2 separate regions of the Mus musculus genome follow, and region 1 is linked to region 2. The links are chromatin loops, found by intact Hi-C in ENCODE. Cell type or tissue: gastrocnemius. All regions are shown on one strand.

The links. Peaks named below come from ENCODE experiments on the same cell type or tissue, not always from the same donor. Only the 100,000 strongest peaks of a DNase experiment are listed, where the experiment ranks them.
Region 1: it touches region 2 in a loop (2.6-fold over the local background); 12 of 42 quality-filtered maps call a loop at or near these places.

Annotation. Positions count from the first base shown.
Region 1 is chr3:52,177,756-52,180,255 of GRCm38, forward strand. Gm30074 (a long non-coding RNA gene) reads right to left here and starts at 2,333. Exons shown (of 3, transcript XR_867257.3): 1 at 1,975-2,333. In gastrocnemius, no CTCF peak of the experiment used is centred here; DNase peaks (open chromatin) are centred at 1,378 and 2,198; H3K4me3 peaks cover 728 bases; H3K27ac peaks cover 1,516 bases.
Region 2 is chr3:52,103,643-52,106,142 of GRCm38, forward strand. Maml3 (mastermind like transcriptional coactivator 3) reads right to left here and starts at 1,364. Exons shown (of 5, transcript NM_001004176.2): 1 at 37-1,364. The coding sequence starts at 501. In gastrocnemius, no CTCF peak of the experiment used is centred here; DNase peaks (open chromatin) are centred at 218, 1,386 and 1,682; H3K4me3 peaks cover 1,994 bases; H3K27ac peaks cover 1,927 bases.

The DNA of each region.
Region 1 (2,500 bases), 74 kb after region 2:
CTTCTTACACACACTCAAGAAAATATGAAAAATATTTTAAAAGAACTGTCTAGGGAAATTATCTAAGGAAACAGGTTGGAATCACTAGCCTGAGACTGGTCCAGTTGACTTTTCCTTCAGGGTTACTATGCAACATTGTTTTGCTAACCATTCTAGAAGGTTCTAACAGCCAAGTAGTTGGGGCACTTCCCCGAGGAGTGGGAAGAAGCTGGTGAGTTTCCCAGAAGTTGCAATCTTAGAAAAAGAGTCACTTTTATAAACATGATATGTAGAGGGTTCTAAGTGGAGAGGAATCCGGAGACACCGGAGCAAACAGTCATCTGAGTTGAACTTTCTGATGATGGAGACTTTCTATAATTCCACATGGTAGCCCCCAACCACCAACCACAGGAGGCTCGTGTGCAACTTCAATGTGGCTGGTCTGACTGAGGAAATGAGGTCTTGATTTCTTTGCATTCTACTTCAATTATCACAAGTGGCCAGTGGTTATTGTATAGAGTAGAATAATTCTCAAAGTTAACTGCCCTGCTCAAGTGTGTGTGTGTGTGTGTGTGTGTGTGTGTGTGTGTGTGTGTATGTGAGAGAGAGAGAGAGAGAGAGAGAGAGAGAGACTGTGTGGTGTGTGAGTGCATATGTGAATGAGTGTGTGTGTGTGTGTGTGTGTGTGAGAGAGAGAGAGAGAGAGAGAGAGAGAGAGAGAGAGACTGTATGGTGTGTGAGTGCATATGTGAATGAGTGTGTGTGTGTGTGTGTGTGTGTTTAGAAAGTCAAGGACCTATATTGAAGGAAAGAAAAGAAAAAGGAATTAAAAAAAAAAAGAGCTCTCAGTTGAATCTTCCTGGAAAATCCTTTTGAATTGTTCCTACAATCCCTCTACCCAAGCTGAGGCCAGGTCTGTTGTCCTAAAGAGAATGGTGTCGTCATTTATTTTCATTAATCATTAGGGAGCAAGACTGTCATGCCCACGTATAGGCTGGGCACTTCTCTGCATCCACGCCTACTGATTGATAGCATTTCAAGCAATTTTGTGCTCGGCAGTGGACAAGGGGGAAAGGTAATGGAATCGCTCCTTCATTTACCAGGGCAAGCCAATAACGTGACATTGTGTGTGCCTGTCAGTTTTATACATCGAGGGTGCCCAATAACAGGTACCAAACCCGCCCCTTTAATGCAACATAAATCAGGAGGTGTACAAGTGTAGTGGGGTCACCAAGAGGCCACGGGAACTGCAGGCTTGTCCACTTGTCTGGTTTTGAGCCTTCGTATTATTCCCTGGGCCAGGAAAAAACCCACGCAATTCTCCCTACACTGTTGGGAAGGCCAAAGAACACGGAACATACCACAGTTGTGTGCACAGAAAGGCTAAGTGAAGGTGGGTGGCTGTCTACAGTCTGGCCAGTGTGTGGGGCAGGGGGTCTCCAGCTCAAGCAGCAGGAAGACATCCCTACCCTACCCTCAGTCCCCATCCCCGTCTCGGGGTTCATTTTCCTGCAGTGTTCTCCTCAGTAAACACTAAACAAATCTTGGAAAGTATAGAGAGTCAGACATTAATCCGTGTTTCTCCAACCAGGAAGAAGAGGACTTGTAAATGAATCCACAATTCCCTTGACTTTTCCCTGCTGGATCTGGTATTCAACCGGGAACCCATAGGTTTAGCTGCTGGGTTTAGCCTTTTCCATCACCCATTCTTTGGGTTTTTTTGTTTTTTTTTTGTTTTTTTTTCCCTCACGGCCAGCTGCTACAAGCAAGACTCAGTCCATTTAGATGAGCCGCCAGCGGCAGAGGAGTGCTATTCAATATGCCATCCAGGCACACTTCTCTAAATGTAGCTTTCACCAGGTACTGCTTTAAAAAAAAAAAAAAAAAAGTCTTCCCACAGCAGCATGCAGGGCTGCTGGGCACAAGAGTGAGGATCCTGGGAGTTCGTGCCCAGGTTTTCTCATGCACGGTTAGCAGGTTAGCATCGTCTCTCACCCTTTCTTTTTGCCTGCCTTCACGCGGGTCCTGCTCCTCGGAGTGTTCTCTGCTGCCACTGGTTTCTAGCTCCTTTGTTCCCTGAAGCCCAGCAGCCAATGTGCAGCCAGGCCCAGCACACGCTCTCCCAGCCAGAAACTTCCTCTGAAGCTGCAGTGCATAATTACAACCAGCTGCTCCAAGCTGCTGGCCGCCAGCTCTGCAAACAAGCGTCCTGGTGCCCTGAGTGCCAGGGAGGCAGCAGCCCGCTCTTGGCAACCACTGGGGCTCCCGAGGAAGTGCCCACACCCTTGGAGGACGAGGGGGCAGGCCCTTCCCTCCTAGTGCCTGGGGCTTCCTCTTGCGTGGGGACTCCTCTACATCAGATCTCTCTCTCTCTCTCTCTCTCTCTCTCTCTCTCTCTCTCTCTCTCTCTCTCTCCCCTCTCTGTGTGTGTGTTTCTTGTCTCTCTATGGCTGTGTTTGTGTGGGTATACACATTTGAGGAGAAGGGATAAAGGCCAGAGATCAACATTGAATGTCTTCCT
Region 2 (2,500 bases):
CCCCCGACCCCAACGCGCACCCCAGTGAGCCCTCACCATGATCAGCGTATGGTTCCTCTGCTCGGCTGAGGCAGCCTCCGCATCTTGCTGGGTTTTACTCGGGTGCTGCTGCTTGCCGCTGCCGGCGCCCGATTTCTTGGCTCTCTGCTCCAGGGTCCTCTGATAGAGGCTCACGGTGTCCCGGCGCTCCAGCTCCAGCTGCTCCACCTGAGCCTGCTGATACCTGTTCTCGCAGTTGACGTGGTGCCGCCGGCAGCCCTCGATGCGCTGGCGGAGCCGCTCGACTACCGTGCTGTGCTTGGGGACGGCCGCCGAGCTGCCGCCGGGGCCCCCGGAGCCGCCGCAGCCGCCGGCAGCGGGGTGATTGCCACTCGGAGCAACCGGAGTGCTATTGGGAGTATTCACGCCGATCCCGGCCCCGCCGAGGCTGCTGCTCAGGCTGCTGTTGATGCAGATACTACTACCATTCGCGGCGGCAGCGGGGGCTGCGAAATCCCCCATCCTGCTCCCGGGGCACACTATTTTGGAAGAACTTTTTTTTTTAATCCACCCCCTATCAGCCTTCTCCTTGGGTCCAAGGATTAAAATAGTTTAAGTGGAACGCGGGGGAGACGCAAGCACATGGATGAAAAAACAGCGATCCCCACGGGGTGAAAAAAGGGGGAAGAGATTTTGGGGTGTTTTTTTTCCTTAAAAAAACTGTAAAGATCGAGGGGAGAAAAAAAGGGGGTGTTATCAGAATACCATCAGACACCTATCAACAAATAGAATCCCAACAAACTGAGCCGGCAGCAGATCGGCTTGCAACTCAAGGGGAGATCCGCTCCTCGCCTGCCTCCTTTTAATAATCCATTATTTTCTAATAAATTCCAGGAGGTTTCCGGTGGTTGGCAAGCATTTTCTCCCTACGTACCGAAAAACACACCCCATGTACACACACGAGCGTGTGCCTCCAGTGCGGACACGCGCGACACACACTCACTCCACGCCGCATCGGAAAACGGCGAGCTTGCTTATTGCATTTTCCTTCCACAAAAAAGTTTTGGTGTTTATGCCGCCCCGTGTTCTCAAAGTACTTTGGCTGCTCAGTTGCATTTCACAGGAGCCTAGACATCGAGTCCTCGGGCTGGGCAAGTAAACACATGGACAGTCCGAGGCGACTGCAAAAGTAGATCGCTGGAGTCCTTTGCGAAACGCCGCGCGGAGAGCAGCCACTAATGCTCGGCCAGGCTGCCGCTGCCGCCGCCGCCTCCGCCACCATCACAATGATCAACTGCTCGCCGCCGCCGCCGCCTCCTCCTCCTCCTCGCGCTCCTCCACCTCCTCCTCCTCCTCCATGCCAGCGGAGTGATATCAGGACGCGCGAGCTCAGTAAACACGGCAGCGGCGGCGGCTGGAGGCCGTGAGACAAGCCCGGGGACCCGGTGCAAAACCCGGCCCGGACTCTCCCCTGGCGGGAGCGGGCGCGGCGCGCACCGACCTGACTCCCGCCTCCCTTGCCCCCCCACCCCCTCCCCTTCCCCAATCCAGCTGCTCCCCAGGCTGGGAAGCCCCGACCTGCCAGGAAGAGGGGGGAAAACAAAGATTGGGGGGAATCTTAGGAGTGGATCACCTTTTGACCCGTGTGTGTGTGTGTGTGTGTGTGTGTGTGTGTGTGTGTGTGTGTGTGTGTGTGTGTGTGTAAGTGAGCGCGCGGCGCGCGTGTATGTGTGTGTGCGCGCGCGCGAGTGCGCGGGGACGCGCCAGGCTGGCTGTGTTTCCTTCTGCCCAGCGAGGTATCCAGCGAGCCCAAGTTGTTGTTATACATTTATGCATTATATTGCAGAAATGTGCATGACCAGGCAGAAACAGTGCAGCTTCCCAGCAGCTGTCATCCCCACCCATGTGAAATGAAATAGGCAAACGAGTGGCTTGTTTTCAAGGCCCAGAGAAGACCCTGCTAGTGAACTCTTGCTCAAACTCTAGGACCCTCTTTAACTCAAATAATTTTTTTTCCTTACGTTTATTTGTTTATTGGGAAGAAGTGCCTAGTGCCACACCCCACGCACGCTTAGAAGTCAGAAGACAGCTTTGTGGAGTCCTCTAAGGTGGGTACTTGAGTTTGAACCAAGGTTGTCAAGATCTGGGGCAGTCAGTCACCTTTACCTCCTGGAAATTTCATCAAAGTACCCATTCCTCAATGAACAGAACTAAGCAGTCAAAACAAAACAAAACCTTGGGATATTATTTATTTCTCTGTACATAACGACTGTGGTTATTATGACGATTATTGTTTTATTTATCCTTGAAAAAAAATAAAACCAAGCAAGCAGGGACTTGGAGGTGAGACTAACAGTACATTTAAACAGACTGTTTTGAACACTAGGTGCTAATGACGGCAGCAATTAAGGGTCCTGCCTAAATCAAGTGGAAAGATTGCAGATTTCATGCTTTAGAACTATAGAAAGAAAGAAAGAAAAAAAAAACACAGCATTTCACAGTTTGTTGTGACCAAAACAAA